Regions from separate parts of the Homo sapiens genome. Here region 2 is linked to region 1. A link is a loop called in an ENCODE intact Hi-C map of the cell type or tissue named here. Cell type or tissue: PC-3. All regions are shown on one strand. Each heading gives the region's core, and the rest is flanking DNA. Links, peaks and the distances in the headings are about the cores only.

Region 1 (8,000 bases), core at 1-8,000:
GAAAGTGGTCAAGGGAGGGAGGTATAGAAAAACTTATTCAGCAAAGAAGCTTCTTCCTTACCTGCCTTTCCTGACTCAAAGAAATCTGCCCACAGCAGAACTGGGCCTGGGGAAACTCATTCCAATTTCTTTCCTCCCTTGGAGGTTGGGGAAAGAGTGGAGATTTCAGAGGCTTTCAGGATACTGAAGAAGGTAGGGGGAATGATAGGAAGCTATTGCAGCCTTTTCCAGTTCTTCTCTCTTCTTGTGGAACTAAGCCCAATCCCATCTCACAATACTCGATATCAAAAAGATGACCCCATGGAAGTGGGCACACGTGGGCACCTATGTGCTGAGCATGAGGCTGGTTGTGATGAGTAAGTGAGGCATGGTGCGTGTGGAGTAGCCACGGGGAGAGGGTGGGTGTGGGAGGAGGGATACTGAGGGACTCCCAGGGAGGTGAGCATGGAGCCGGGCTGTGCCTTGGCCAGGGGTTCCCCTATGCTGACGTAAGAAGAGAGGCACAGCCAAGTTGTGTGTGATGTTGGTTTAGACCAGAGGCCAGCGAATTTTTCTGTACAGGACCAGATAAATAAATATTACAGACTTTGCAGCTCTCAGTTGTAACTGCTCAAGTCTGCCATTGTAGCATGAACGCAGCCATGGGCAATACAGAAATGAATAAATACGTCTGTGTTCCAATCACATTTTGCTTACAAAAATAGACAATGGGCCAGTTTTTGCACATGAGCCATAGTTTGCCAACCCAGAGAGTTAGGAATTCTGAAAAAGGGATATTAGTTTCAATCATACCCCAGCAAGATGATGACGATGTGAGCCCATCAGTGCCTAGTGTTCACCCCTCCAGTGTTGGGGTTCACTCATCTGTGCACCTCCTCACATTCACTGTAACACAGTACGGTCCACCTCGTTTCTCCTCACCTTGCTTCTTGCATTTGCTCCACCAGAGTAACCTAACTCAACAATTTTTTTTAAATCTCCTGGGATTGAAAGAACTTTTGCAGCATGCTAAATCAAAAACTAAAGATTTGGATTTTTTTTTTTTTTTGAAGATAAAAGCGTTCCCCTCATGCCGTAGGGAAGCAGAACACTCCTTTTCTATTCTTGTCTTTGCATTTTGACTGTAGCTGGGAGTGAGTCCAGTTCTGGGGGTGTTTTTCCTGGACTCAGTCATGAGGAATCTTTTTTTTTGAGATGGAGTTTAGCTCTTGTTGCCCAGGCTGGAGTGCAATGGCGCAATCTCGGCTCACTGCAACCTCCACCCTCCCGGGTTCAAGAGAATCTCCTGCCTCAGCCTCCCGAGTGGCTGGGATCACAGGCATGTGTCACCACGCCTGGCTAATTTTGTATTTTTAGTAGAGACGGGGTTTCACCATGTTGGTCAGGCTGGTCTCAAATTCCTGACCTCAGGTGATCTGCCTGCCTCAGCCTTCCAAAGTGCTGGGATTACAGGTGTGAGCCACCACACCCAGCTGAGGAATCTTGATAGAACTCACACAGAATTCCAGGGAGAGGACTTGGGGTAAGGAATGAAGAGGGAGACCCACGGGGGTAAAACCACCTCCAGGTCCCACCTTTTCTCTGCCTTGGTGGCCCCAATCCTTTTCTCAAGGACCCCACTGTCCTGGGCGCTGGGCTGGTCCGAAAAGGGACCTGCACTCATGGCATGAAGATGTGAAGCCTGGTTCTGACTTGGGGCTGGTTTGGCCAAGTTGGCCTGATGAGGGGCACCTCTCCCCAACCTTCACCACCTGGCATTCTCGAAGACAGAGAGAATCCACACTTGTCTGCCTCTTCCCTCTCTATCAGTCTTCTTGAGTCTTCAGTGGGATTCATTATATTCAAAATGGCCTGTATCTGCAGTTTGGAGTTCTGCGAGGACTCAACTCTTTCTAAAATTAAAAGCCATTGAGAACCAGGCACAGAGGCTCATGCCTATAATCCCAGCATTTTGGGAGGCTGAGGCGGGCTGACCACTGGAGGTTAGGAGTTTGAGACCAGCCTGACCAACATGGTGAAACCCCGTCTCTAATAAAAATACAAACATTAGCTGGGCGTGGTGGCACATGCCTGTAATTCTAGCTGAGGCAGGAGAATTGCTTGAACCTGAGAGGCGGAGGTTGCAGTGAGCCAAGATCGCACCACTGCACTCCAGCCTGGGTGACAGATGGAGACTCCATCTCAACAACAACAACAACAACAAAAAGGCTGTTGAGAAACATAAAATTCCTTCATGATTAATTTCTGACATAACATTGTAGGAGCTTGTGATTTGTGTGACTTCTCTTTAAAATGCATTAAGGTTTTGTGTGTTCTAATGATTAATTTTGTTAACTATCTATGGCACTGTAAGATAATAATTTGGGGGAGATTTTAAGGTTTAGTATATTCCTGTTAAAACATTCTATTAGAACATCCTTTAACTATCGTTTTTGTTAATGTTACCTGTAGTTCTAACAGATTTTGCTTATTTTATTTTAGTACTGGTTTTTGGCACATAGCTACTATATATTCATAGTTAATTTTACTTTTTACGAAAATAAAATGGCTGTCTTGGTCCAAATCTTTAATGCCTTTGTCTTTAATTCTACTCTATGTAAGAGTAATATTGAGGCACCTATTCCTTTTTCTGGATGTGTGCTGTTATCTTTATCCAGTCTTAAAAATAAAATCAATGGAAAGAAAATTATCAGAAGAAAAATAGGAAGGGACATGAACAGGCAATTTACAAAAATAAAAACAAAACAAAACACAAATACCCAGTAAATAATTTTAACATGTTCAGCTTCACTTGTCAAAGATTTGCAAATTAAACTTGCAAGAAGATAACAGCAACTTACCATTTCTCATCTACCATATTTGTAAAGATGAACAAAATTACATTAAATTTCTCATGGAAATCAAAGAGTATAATTTTGGAGAGATGAATTTTATAATAATTTATTGAAATTAATAAATAGAGATTTATACCAAGGATTTGTATGCAGGGATATCCATTATACTGTTATTTATAATAGTGAAAAATTGGAACCAATCTAAAAGTAAAAAAAAAATTGGCTAAATAAATCAAGGCCTATGTAATTGATATGCTATGCAATCGTTAGATCATATTTTGAAGAATATTCAATAATATGAGAATGTGTACATGATACATTTTAAACTAAAAATAAAGGTATATATACATATATACATATACATGTGTGTATTTTATTTTTAAGAAAACGGGAGCTAGAATATTTATTGCTCATGGAGTAGAAGAATATATGTTAATAGTGTTCATATTATGGTGATTTTTTCTATTTTCCAATCAATTTTTATTATTTTCATAATAATAAAGTATATTTAAAAATACAGGTATTGGAATTACTTAAAAGCAGTTAATGATCTTAAAGAAAAGATGATGTTACATTTTAAATGAGAGGAAATGATCAAAATCAACTCAAAGAGTTCACTATGTAACTATCAATATTGGGATTACTATATGGATATATTTACATATTTTCCTCTTTAAAGATTGAGATAAAAGTTTTTGCCTCTTCAATGTACCATCTTCCACACAGTAAGATATATTTTATTATTTATAATTATTTTATTATTTAACTTGGGCCATATGATATAGATAGAGAAAATGTCTAAATTGGAAATTTTTGAAAGGGAAATCATCAGAACATAAAGACAAGTTTCTTGTGGGTTAGAATTGAAAAAGAGAAGACTGGCTTCTCTTTCATTAAAGCATTCAGTAACTTTCCCACTGTTCTGTCTTCTTTGTAAATATGAGACAATAAGTGTAAATAATTGATAACCTTTGATGTACTCATGAGACATGGGTCTGTTTTGTATTTCCTTAGCTCTTCAAGCTAATGGTTAATGGGTGAGTTATACTTTCAGCCACTGGATGGCAGCTAACCTCCACTAGTAGTCAGCTGTTTCCAGAGTCTCTCCTTCTGTAGTGTAGACTGTGCTTTGTTTAGCATATTGTGCTTGAAGGGAGAAAAGAATTCAACATGCAGTATCTCTGGATTAATCTCATTTTATTAACCTCTGAACATAAGGTTTTATAGGGCATGAGATTGAAATGCTGTAAATCTTGTAACCAGAATCTGAGGATTTCTTCTTAAAAAGAAAAAAGCTAGATAAACCTGTCTGTTGATTGAGGTACAGTGTTGTTTTCATGGACTGTAGATCCATTACTAATAGTAGAACTTTGCCAATTTGACATCCCTGCACTACAAATAAAATTGCAACAACAATTCTCTGTAAGGAAAATATTTGTGAACCTTAGCTGAGCCATGGTAAGTTGATGCTCAGTATACTGAAATTCACTTTTATGAATAATTCAGTTCATGAAATTTCAGTGTGCAATTCTATCCCATTTGATAATCACTCAATAAAATGATAATAAAAAAGAGCACCTGCTATGCAGGAAAAAATGTGGCAGTTGAATCATGCTGTAAACCTCACACTTCGGTCTCTGCTAATAGAGGAACGTAGAAGTGCAGGATAAGCAGTTTCTCTCTTCTGTCTAACTAGGGGCACGCATGGGCAGAGTGACACTCAAAGGAGGGGCTGGGATTTGCCTTTTACACTTACTTATGAGTTCTTTTACTGCATATCCTCAAATAACTCACTATCTATAGCAACAAGTTAACAAAGATAAAAGACAATAACAAAAATGAGAACAACAATGGCATGAAAAAGGACACCTTCAAGGGGATAAAAACAGAATAGAGGTATTACTTAATGAGAGAAAATAGTTTTGGTTGATGACTATACACAGTATAGATGATGTTTAAAAATTACCATTCAACATATATTTAATGAGCACCTGTTATATGGCAGATATTGTGCTAGTCACAGTATTCATAGTCTTTATTTTAAAAAATATCCCAGCATAAAGTTTATTTCTAAAATGTAATTATTATTTAGTATGAAAATGATTAGATTCAAGGAATGAGCTGTAGAATTTCAGAGAAGGGAATCATAAGATTCGGGAAGAATGCTATAGAGGAAGGGCCATGGGAACAGATTCTTGACACGTGAATGGGACAGTGACCAGCAGAGATGGAATGAAGTGTGTGTCAGACCCTATGAAAGTGCATTTAGGGAAGAGCATGTACCACCCCACTGGTGAGCGTGGACAGCGGTGGTGGTTTGCAGGGAAGGTAGGAGATTCTTGTTCTGTTTTTCTTCATTGTTGCACGCTCTTGGCAAGGACTTTCCCTCCCCTCATGTCTTGCTTTTCTCCTGTATATTAGAGTAAAATTTAATATTGAAATAAGAGTTTTGAACTGATTTTAAAAAGGTTTAATCTCTACCAGAGTTAAATAGAACTAATTAGGGAAATATAAACTCTAATTAGATTGTTTACTATTTTGAAAACCTTCCGTAGGACAAACTTTTGTGATTTAAAATGTTTTCCATTTTATTAATTTTCTTTTTTTTCTTAAAGAGAAAAAAGTAATTCCCAAATGAGGATAACAGTTTGGAGAAAAATTGCCTTCAGCCTTAGTTCTTTTAGTCATATTTGCCTCACATTTTCTCCTAGGAGACTGCTGTTTTCAACTTTGTGTATTTCCTGGATTAAAAAAGCAATAGATTTTCTCTTACTGCTCTACATCACTCAGTGAATTAACCCCTCCAATTTTTGTTTCTTTACATTTGTTATTATTATGTAATGAGCTGGACACACCCTGTTTTCTTCCATTCTTTGTTTGGCAGTGAAACCCACTGAGGATGCTGAGTTCTCTTGGTGTATTAGTCTGTTTTCACATTGCTATAAAGACATACCTGAGACTGGGTAATTCATGAAGAAAAGAGGTTTAATTGATTCATGTTTCCACAGGCTTAACAGGAAGCACGGTTGGGGAGGCCTCAGGAAACTTACAATCATGGCAGAAGGCAAAGAGGAAGCAAGCACATCTCACCGTGGTGGCAGGAGAGAGAGAGAGTGAGGGGGGAAGTGCCACACACTTTTAAACAACCAGTTCTTGTGAGACCTCAATCGCGAGACAGCAGTTGGGGGACGGTGCTAAACCATTAGAAATTATCCCATGAGCCAGTCACCTCCCACCAGCCTCCACCTTCAATACGTGGGGATTACAGTTCCACATGAGATTTGGGTGGGGACAGAGAGCCAAACCATATCAGTCTGCCTTTGACTTCGCGTTGATTGTGTGGTCCTAAGTTGTTTCAAAATGAAGCACAGAATGGCAAGAAAATTGGTGATGAGTGAGAGTGAACGTGTGAGAACTGGCTGAGATGATTTTCCTTTAGGCTTCAGGGTCAGAAAGAAGGGAGATAGAAAGCAGCCAGGGAGGTTAAAAGAGAAAGAGTCAGAGATGTCCCAATGTGGAAGGCAGAACAGGCCTCACTCAAAAAGTAGCAGCGAGATCAACGCTGGGGCAGTTTAATGGGCAACGGGGAAACACTGCCTTCCTTCTGGAATTTTCTGTTGGAACAGATTCGAGTGTTAACCCTCTACTTTGGGAAAGGGGGAGGAAGAAAGTGGAGAAGCAGAGAGAAATGACTTTCCCTGGCCTGCTCTCGCTCACTTTCGGAACACCTCTCTCAGGAACATGTTTTCCTTTATTTTCTTCTATTACAAAAGGAAGAGCTTGCAGACTTTATTTAAGCTTTTACATTTTTCCTTCTAATTTTTAGACATGCAATTGCTCCTCCTTCACTAAAGTGATTTAGACCAACTTCAAAACTGAGTTTTATGAAAAGTTCTTTCCTTATCCTGTAAACCTTATTGCATATAAAAGGGTATATTTTCCACGTGTCGACTCATGAGCTTGGTATAGCACCCTGGATTCCTGCAACCTTCATAAGGTCTTATAATTTAGTACTTTATTATTTCACTTAGTTAGTTTTATCTCCTTTAATGGATTATAAGCTCTTTCTGGGAAGGAAGTGTTTTATAGTTGAATAACATCGTGCAGGGTATATCAGGGAAGCTTAATAAATATGTTTTGATTGCCTTTGGTGAGATGAATGAGTACACTAAAGTATTTTCTTAAAATATGTAACATTTCCTCTTAAATCACACCTAAAATATGGACTTACTTTTCTTACCATGTAGAAAAAATATTTTACCACCAGGTTTGACCTTTAGGGTCTTTACTGTCTTTTGTTTCTATTAAAACAGGAACTGGCCGGGCGTGGCAGCTCATACCTGTAATCCCAGCACTTTGGGAGGCCGAGGTGGGTGGATCACATGAGGTCAGGAGTTCAAGACCAGCCTGACCAACATGGTGAAACCTCGTCTCTACCAAAAATACAAAAATTAGCTGGACGTGGTGGCAGGCGCCTGTAATCCTAGCTGCTTGGGAGGCTGAGGCAGGAGAATCACTTGAACCTGGGAGGCAGAGGTTGCATCAAGCCGAGATCGCGCCATTGCACTCTAGCCTGGGTGACAGAGCAAGACCCCATCTCAAAACAAAACCAAAAATAAAACAAAACAAGAAGCATCCCACATTTTGAATGATATAATATTTGAAAGTTAAAACAATCAAAAGAAAGTAATTGTTCAGATTAATTCCATTGCAAATGCTGAATCACCAAGTAAGGGCTATATTTTCAAAATTCTTGCCTTATCTTGTTCTTTATGTTTTCATAGCAAGGTCCTTTATGTCCCCAACTTGGAATTTACTTCAATCAATGACTGTTGATTTATGTAGTTAATTGTGCCATTTCATTTGAATGTTTGAACCCACCCAGGGGCTACATTTGAATATAAGGCCCAATGTTAACTGTTTCTAGTAGAAGAGTTCATGATAGATGGAAAATCAGGAAGCTGACAATTCTTTTGGAAGCAGGAACAAGGTATTACATTCTAAAGCTATTGTCAAATGTATTTATGATAGAAATGTATATATATATATACACATTCACTTTAATTGGGTGTCATTTCACCTCTGCTCCGTCAAGAAGTTGTGATGTTGGTTTTAGTGAGAAGTGTTGAAACCCATCCTCAAGAAAACTCTGAAGGGACATTTGAT
Region 2 (9,486 bases), core at 806-8,805, 460 kb after region 1:
TAGTCTGCTCCTGCAAACTCTTCCAGCCTCTGTTCCGAAGGTCTTTCCACATTTTCAGGTGTCTGTTACTGTAATAATCCCAACACTCAGTACTAGTTTTCTCTTAGTCTGTTCTCCTAGTCTGCTGATATAACAGAATACCACAAACTAGGTAATTTATAAACAATAGAGATTTATTTGGCTCATAGTTTTGGAGGATGAAAAGTCCAAGAACACGGTGCTGTCACCTGCTTGGCACCTGCTTGCTGTGTCCTAACATGGCCAAAGGGCAAGGGTGCGGGATACGGTTTGGCTCTGTGTCCCCACCCAAATCTCACCTTGAATTATAATTCCCATAATCCCCAAGTGTCAATGGTAGGACCAGGTGGAGGTAATTGAATCATGGGTGCAGCTTCCCCCATGCTGTTCTCCTGATAATGAGTTAGTCTCACAAGATCTGATGATTTTATAAGCGTCTGACATTTCCTCTGCTCGCACTCACTCTGTCCTGCTGCCCTGTGAAGAATGTGCCTGCTTCTTTTTTGTCTTCCATCATGATTGTAAGTTTCCTGAGGCCTCCCAGTCATGCTGAACTGTGAGTCAATTAAACCTCTTTACTTTATAATTTATCCAGTTTGGGGTGTTTCTTCATAGCAGTGTTAGAACAGACCAATACAGTGCATGAGGGCAAAAGAGAATCTACTCCCCAAAGCCTCCCTTTTAGAGGAATTAAACCTACCCATGGGCGGGGGGAGCCCTCATGGCCTAATCACCTCTTAAAGGCTCCACTGCCTAATACTGCAACAATGGCAATTAAATTTCAACATGAGATTTAGAGGGGACATTAAAATCATAGCATTTGGTAAATCCTCTAGAGTTAAGACAGCCATTTGGCTAGAGTACACAGGAACTTGAGTGTGGTGGCGGATACTGACAAGGGGTGGATGCAGAAAAGAATAATTTACCATTATGCTTGCTAACTCCATTTAAGAAAGCAGGAAAGGGTAAACCATATTTTAGAACTTTCTCACGACCATTTATTTGGTTATTAAATAAGATTCAGCTAAATGAAAAATCCATGACAGATCATATGTAAGGTCACAAAACAAGTTTTAACAAATTTAAGAAGATGTAAATAATATCAAATATCTTTTTCTGAATGCAATGGTATAAACCTAGAGATCAGTAATAAAAGAAATTTCAGAAAATACATAATTATGTAGAAATTAAACAACAGGTTCTCAAAGAATCAATGGGCCTGTTATCAAAAATATCATGAGATCTACAGAGGAGGCAAAGAGAAACTTTATTTTTCAATAAAATATGATTCACAAATCTGGATAACTTGACCTGGGAGAAACCAAGAGTATATGCTCCACCAAAAATGGGGGAAAATCTGAACTTTATGCCTTGCAAGATTTGCTTAGTACACATAGTCAGCTAGGAGTGGGGAGTTTAGGAATATTTATAAAGGTGAGCAAATATTTGCATAGTGAGAAAACATTTAGGAAACATACATAAAAGCCATGTTCACTTTGGGGTGGAGTTTTAACAATAAAATAGGTGGAATTTGGCTTTTACCTCAGGAGGTCTTTTGCAGGACATAAGAAAAGTCTATGTGCAGACTTTGGCTGCTGGCCAAAACTTTCTGTGGTGTTTTTGCAGGAGAAAGTTACTAAAATCAGTTTCTTGTCCAATCAAGGCTGTAGTTATAACTTGTGAAATTGAATGGGATTGGTCAGTCGTATCTGGTGATCAATGAGTGGCAATTATTTTGTACTGTTTATCTTGAGGCCATTGCTTGCTTAGCTGCTAGAGAAAAAGAAAAAGTCTTATGGCAGTTAGAACACAGTTTATTCTTTAAATGTAAGGGTTTGTAACAACCTTTGCTTGGCATAGCCTTAGGTCTTATTTACAATTTGTTATCTTATGACCACAAAGAGTCCATTCCATCAGACTTATTATCTTTATTTTAACAAGTCAAAGACAAAAATCAAAGGTAGATTAAAAGTATCTTTAGATAAATGAAAATGGAAACATAACATAACAAAACTTATGGGACCCAGCAAAAGCATTTCTAAGAGGGAAGCTTATAGCAATGAACCCCTACATCAAAACAGAAGAAAAATACCAAATAAACAATCTAGTACTATATCTCAATGAACTAGAAGAGGAATAACAAACTAAGTCCAAAATTAATAGAAGGAAATAATAAAGATTGGAGCAGAAATAAATGTAATAGAGACTAGAAAATCAATAGAAAAGATCAACACAAGTAAAAGCTGGTTTTTTTTGAGAGAAACACAATGAACAAATCCTCAGCTAGATTAAGAAGAAAGGGAAGACTCAAATAAATAAAATCAGAAATAAAAGAGGAAACATTATAACTGATACCATGGAAGCACAAAAGATCACGAGGCTACTATGAACAGTTATACACTAATACATTGTATAACCTAGAAGGAATAGAGATACCTTTTTAGACACATGCTACTTAACAAGACTAAATCATAAATAAATAGACATCTGAACAGACTAATAATGAGTAAGGAGACAGAATTAATAATAAAATGTCTTCCAAAAAAATTAGCCAGGCGCCATAGTGGGCGCCTGTAGTCCCAGCTACTCGGAGGCTGAGGCAGGAATGGCGCGAACCCAGGAGGCGGAGCTTGCAGTGAGCCAAGATCGCGCCACTGCACTCCAACCTGGGCGACAGAGCGAGACTCCGTCTCAAAAAAATAAAATAAAATAAAATAAAATAATAAAATAATAAAATAATAGAAGGTCTTCCGTCAAAGAAAAAGCCCAGGGCTTGATAGGTTCACTGCTGAATTATCCCAAATACTTAAAGAAAGCAATTCTTCTCAAACTCTTCCAAAAAACTGAAGAGAAGGAAATACTTCCAAACTTGTTTCAAGAGGACAACATTATCCTGATACCAAAGCCAGGCAAAGACAGCAAAAGAAACAAAAATTGCAGGCTGATATTCCTAATGAATATAGATACAAAAGTTATTTACAAAATACTAGCGAAGTGAGCTCAACAACACCTTAAAAAGATCATTTAAAATTATCAAGTGAAATTCATTCCTGGGATGCAAGGACAAGTTCAACATATGCAAATCAATAAATGTGATACACCACATTAACAAAATTAAGGACAAAACCATGTAATCATCTCACAGAGGCAGAAAAGGCATTTGACAAAACACAAGATCTTTCATGCTAAAAACTCTTAAGAAATTAGGTATGGAAGGAATTTAGCTCAGCACGATATAGGCCATATATGACAAGCCTGTAGCTAACATCGTACTCAACAGTAAAAAGTTGAAAGCTTTTCCTTTAAGATCAAAAACAAGATAAGGATGTCCACTTTTACCACTTCTATTTAACATAATACTGGAAGCCCTAGCTGAAGCAATTAGGTAAAAGAAGGAAATAAAAGGCATCTAAATTGGAAAGAAGAAAGTAAGTTGTTTTTCTGTTTGCAAATGACATACTCTTATAAATAGAAAACCATAAAGACTCCACAGGAAACTATTACAACTAATAAATGAATGCAGTAAAGTTGCAGGATTCAAAACCAACATAAAAATTTTTCATATTTCTCTACACAATGAGTTATCCATAAAGGAAATAAAGGAAACAATACCCTTCACAGTAGCTACAAAACAACAACAAAAACCAACAATCAACTTACAAATAAATTTAAGCAAGGAGTTGAAAAATTGTATACTGAAAACTATGAAATACTAATGAAAAAAGTTAAAGAGGACATAAATAAATGGAAAGATATCTTGTGTTCATGGATTGGAAGAATTGGTATTGTTAAAACACTTATACTACCCAAAGCAATCCACAGATTCAATGCAATTTCTATGAAAATTCCAATGACATTTTTCAGAAATAGAAACAATAATTCTAAAATTTGTATGAAACCGCATAAGACCCTGAATGACCAAAGCCATCATGAACAAAAAGTACAAAGCCAGAGGAATCATACTACCTGATTTCAACATCTACTACATAGCTATAGTAATTAAAACAGTGGCATAAAAACAGACACACAGTCCAATGGGATAGAGAATGGAGAGCTCAGAAAAAGGTCCACACATTTACAATCAATTGATCTTTGACAAAGTTACCAAGAACACACAATGGCAGAAAAAACAGTTTATTAAATTATGCTGGGAAAACTGGATATCCACATGCAGAAGAATGAGATTAAACCATTATTTCACTCTATGTGAAAAATCAACCCAAAGTAGATTGAAGACTTAAATATAAGACCCAATACTGTAAAATCACTAGAGGAAAACATAAGGAGAGAGTTCCAGGACATTGGTTTGGGCAATGATTTCTTGGCTAAGACCCCAAAAGCATAGGCAACAAAAGTGAAAATAGGCAAATAGGATTGCATTAAACTAAAAAGCTTCTGCACAGCAGAGAAAACAACAGCTTGCAAAGACAACCCATGGAATGGAAGAATATATTTGCAAGACATACATCTGATAAAGAGTTAATATCTAAAATATATGAGGGACTCAAACAACTCAAAATCCGCAGGGGCAGAATGATATGGTTTGGCTGTGTCCCCATTCAAATCTCAACTTGAATTGTACCAGAATTCCCATGTGTTGTGGGAGGTACCCAAGGGCAGGTAATTAAACCAGGGGGGCCAGTCTTGCTTGTACTATTCTCATGATAGTGACTAAGTCTTATGAGATCTGATGGGTTTATCAGGGGTTTCTGCTTTTACTTCTTCCTTATTTTCTCTTGCTGCCGCAATGCGATTTAAAAAGTGCCTTTCCCCTCCCACCATGATTCTGAGACTTCCCCAGCCATGTGGAGCTGTAAGTCCAATGAAACCTCTTTGTCTTCCCAGTCTTGGGTGTGTCTTTATCAGCAGCATGAAAACAGACTGATATAAAGTAACACAATTAAAAAACGGGCAAAGGGCCTAAATAGCTATTTTTCAAAGAAGACATGCAAATGTCTGACAGGTATATGAAAAACTGCTCAAAATCATTAGTCATCAGAGAAATGCAAATAAAACTGCAATAATATACCAACTGACACTGACACCTGTTGGAATGATTACTATCTAAAAAAGGAAAGACAAATGTTGACAAAGATGTGGAGAAAAAGTCACTTTTGCACAAGTTGGTGGGAAGGTAAATTAATATAACCATTATGAAAAACAGTATGAAATTTTCTTAACAAAATAAAAATAGAACTACCATATGGTCCAGCAATCTTACTACTGGGTATGCACCCAAATCATATAAAATCAGTATGTTGAGAAGGTATCTGCACTCCCATATTTATTCACAATAGCCAAGATACAGAATCAATCTAAGTGTCCATCAACAGATAAATTGATACAGAAAATGTGGTGTATATTCAAAATGGAATACTAATCAGCCTTAAGATAGAAATCGTGGGGTTGGGACCAAGATGGCTGACCTGATTCATCAGGGAAGAGTTTCTCTCACTGAGACCAGACTGTCAAAAAGACCTGTGCACTCCAAGCACGTCTTCAGGAGGAAGACATTGAGAGTGGACAGATGGAGGATGCAGATCCTGGACTGAAGGAAGTGGAGTCTGGGAACCCTGCATAAATAAGGTGGCTGAGCACCAGAACTTGTTCCTGGCCCTGAGTAACTCCAGGGGAAGGAGTGGGCGGAATGGTCATGGAGTGGCCCACTCTTGCCATAGACCCCCAGAATCCTAGCTGCAAGAGACCTCGTGACTCCACAGAGATTTGAGCTAGTGGCGAGATCTGCAAGGAGAGCTGGCAGAGACAGGACTCCAGCCTGTATAGAGCCCAGAGGGTCTGGCATGTGAATAGCTGTAGTGGGGCACAGCCAAAGACACGCATTCCCTAAGGCTCACCATGTTCCAAAGCCATGTGGCTTTGGCTTTTCTTGACTGTCAGACCTGCACAAAGCAGGGCTGTCTTTCCCAAGGGACAAGACCAGTCTGATCTGAGCATCCTCTGTCTGCCAGCCTCTCCTGGGGTCCCTGCCTGGCCCCGCCCACTTGCAACACAGCTCCGATGCCCAACTGGGCACTACAATAGCTCCTTCACTGGCAAAACCCATCTAACTGTTGGAGTGCTTCTGCAGATGGATCCCCACCAGCACAGTGTTACCCACAGCCTCTCCTCACTGCTTTGCCAGCCTGCAAACATGTGCATGGAACTAATGTCTCCCAGCTGCTGCCAGCACAAGCATGTATGCTTGAACTTTACTGCCCTGATGAAGCGCTTTTGCTGGCATCTCCAATTGGATTGTTGTTACCAGAGGACTGGGAACACCTCAGCCCCACCAGCACAATAGGTGCTTAACCTTGAGGGACCAAAGGACAAATCCATGGGCCTAGTCCCAACCCTTCAGGGTTAGAGCATACAGCCCAGGAGTGCTGAGCTGAGACTTGGCTCCCTGAAATTATCCAGAGTGAAGCCAGTTGACTGAACCCAAATTATGCCACAGTCAAACTCTGAAGGGTATCAAAGAATATAAAAGTGAAAAGCTCCATCCAAAGAACAGCAACTACAAAGATTAATGAAACATCAGTCCACACAGATGAGAAAGAACCAGTATAAGAACTCCGGCAACTTAAAAAGTCAGAATGTCTTTTTACTTCCAAACAACTACACTAGCTCTCCAGCAATGGTTCTTAACCAGGTTGAAATGGCTGAAATAACAGAAACAAGAATTCAGAACCTGGATGGCAATGATCATCAAGATCCAGGAGAAAGTTGAAACTGAATCCAAAGAATCTAAGGAATCCAGTAAAACTTTACGAGGGCTGAAAGACAAAACAGTCATTTTGAGAAAGAACCAGCCTGATCTGATAGAGATGAAAAAGTTACGAGAAGTCTTTCTTCATACTGTCTCAAGTATTAACAGTAGTAAAGAACCAGCCTAATCTGATAGAGATTAAAAAGTTACTAGAAGTCTTTCCTCGTACTGTCTCAAATATTAACAGTAGAATAGACCAAGCTAAGGAAAGAACTTCAGAGCTCGAAGATTGGTTCTTCAAATCAACTCGGTCAGACAAAAATAAAGAAGAAAGAATAAAACAGAATGAAGAAAACCTACAATAAATATGGGATTATGTAAAGATACCCAAACCTACGATTCATTGGCATCTCTGAAAGAGAGAGAGTGAGCAACCTTGAAAACATATTTGAGAATATCATCCATGAAAATTTCCCTAACCTTGCTAGAGAGGTGAACATTCAAATTCAGGAAATTCAGAGAACTCCTGTGAGATACTATCCAAGATGACCATCCCCAATACACGTAGTCATCATATTCTCCAAAGTCAATGTGAAAGAAAAATATTAAAGACAGATAGAGAGAAAGGGCAGGTCACCTACAAAGATAAGCCCATTATGCTAATAGCAGACCTTTCGACAGAAACTCTATATACCAAAAGAGATTGGTGGCCTATATTCAGCATTTTTAAAGAAAAGGAATGCCAACTGAGAATTTTATATCCGGCCAAACTGAGTTTCATAAGGGAAGGAGAAATAACATTATTTTCAGAGAAGCAAATGCTAAGAGAATTTGTTACCACCAGACCTCCCTTACATGAGGTCCTTAAAGGAGTGCTAAACATAGAAACTTTTTTTGAGATGGAGTCTCACTCTGTCCCCAGGCAGGAGTGCAATGGCACAATCTTGGCTCGCTGCAAGCTCCGCCTCCCAGGTTCACGCCATTCTCCTGCCTCAGCCTCCCGAGTAGCTGGGACTACAGGCGCCTGCCACCATGCCTGGCTAATTTTTTGTATTTTTAGTACAGACAGGGTTTCACCGTGTTAGCCAGGATGGTCTTGATCTCCTGACCTCGTGATCCACCTGTCTTGGCCCCGCAAAGTGCTGGGATTACAGGCATGAGCCACCATGCCTGGCCGGAAACTAAAGACTGTTAACAGCCACCACAAAAACACACTTAAGTACATAGACCATAGACATTGTAAAACTCTACATAATCAAGTCTATGTAACAATGAGCTAACAATGCAAGGACAGGACCAAATCCACACATATCAATATTAATCTTGAATGTACATGGGCTAAATGCCCCACTTTAAGAGGCACAAAATAATAAGTTTGATAAAAAAGCAAAACACAACTGTATGCTCTGTACAACAGACCCATCTCAAATGTAATGACACACATAGGCTCAAAGTAAAAGGATGAGAAAAATCTATTAAACAAATTAAAAACAAAAAAGAGCAGAAGTTGCTATCTTTATTTCAGACAAAACAGACCTTACACCAACAATGATACAAAAGGACAAAGAAGTGCGTTACATAAAGATAAAGGGTTCAATTCAACAAGAAGACTTAACTATCCTAAATATATATATGCACCCAACACTGGAGCACTGAGATTCATAAGACAATTTCTTAGGCACCTACAAAGAGGCTTAGAGTACCATACAATAATAGTGGGAAACTTCAACACCCCACAGAGGATATTGGATAAATCATTGAGGCACAAAGCTAACAAAGATATTCATGACCTAAACTCAACACTTGACCAAATGGACCTAATAGACATGGAGATACAGGACACTACACCCAACAGAATATACATTCCTCTTATTTGCACATGGCACATACTCTAACATAAAACATATGTTTGGCCCTCAATCAATTCTCCATGAATTCACAAAACTAAAATTATAACAGCCACACTCTCAGACTACAGTGCAGTAAAAATAGATATCAATACCAAGAAGATATCTCAAAACCATACAATTACATAGAAATTAAACAACCTGCTCCTGAATGACTTTTGGTTAAACAATGAAATTAAGGCAGAAGTCAAGAAATTCTTGGAAACTGTTGAAAACAAACATATAACATACTAGAATCTCTGGGGCGCAATTAAAGCAGTGTTAAGATGGAAGTTTATAGCACTAAGCGCCAACATCAAAAAATCAGAAACATCTCAAATTAACAATCTAAGATTACACCTGGAAGAAGTAGAAAAACGAGAGAAAAACTGTCTCTCTTCACAAATGATATTATTCTGTACCTAGAAAACCCCATAGTCTCTGCCCAAAAGCTCCTAGATCTGATAAACAACTTTAGAAAACTTTCAGAATACAAAATCAATGTACAAAAATCAGCATTTTTATACATCAACAACATCCAAGCTGAGAGCCAAATCATGAATGCAATCTCATTCATAATAGCCACAAAAAGAATACAATAACTAGAAATACAGCTAAACAGGGAGAAGACCTCTACAACGATAATTACAAAACACTGCTGAAAGAAGTTACAGATTACACAAACAAATGGAAAAACATTTCATACTCATGGATAGGAAGAATTGATATAATTAAAATGGCCATACTGTCCAAAGCAGTGAACAAATTCAGTGCTATTCCTATCAAACTACCAATGACATGTTTCACAGAATTGGAAAAAAAAAAACTGTTCTAAAATCTATATGGAAGCAAGAAAGAGCCTAAAAGTTTAGTGCT

What was found. Hi-C counts contacts between places; a loop is a spot of excess contacts. Peaks named below come from ENCODE experiments on the same cell type or tissue, not always from the same donor. Only the 100,000 strongest peaks of a DNase experiment are listed, where the experiment ranks them.
Region 2: a loop joins it to region 1, with 5 times the contacts of the local background. A loop is called at or near these places in 2 of 110 quality-filtered maps.

The regions. Positions count from the first base shown.
Region 1 is chr5:13,953,160-13,961,159 of GRCh38, reverse strand. It overlaps a transcript of DNAH5 not described here. Among named protein-coding and RNA genes, the nearest start is that of DNAH5, 12 kb to the right of the region's middle. In PC-3, for the core only: a CTCF peak has its summit at 3,896 (motif pointing right); a DNase peak (open chromatin) is centred at 3,899.
Region 2 is chr5:13,490,463-13,499,948 of GRCh38, reverse strand. The region is part of intron 4 of LOC105374660 (a long non-coding RNA gene); the gene reads left to right. Among named protein-coding and RNA genes, the nearest start is that of DNAH5-AS1, 370 kb to the left of the region's middle. In PC-3, for the core only: a CTCF peak has its summit at 5,058; a DNase peak (open chromatin) is centred at 1,458; H3K27ac peaks cover 3,040 bases.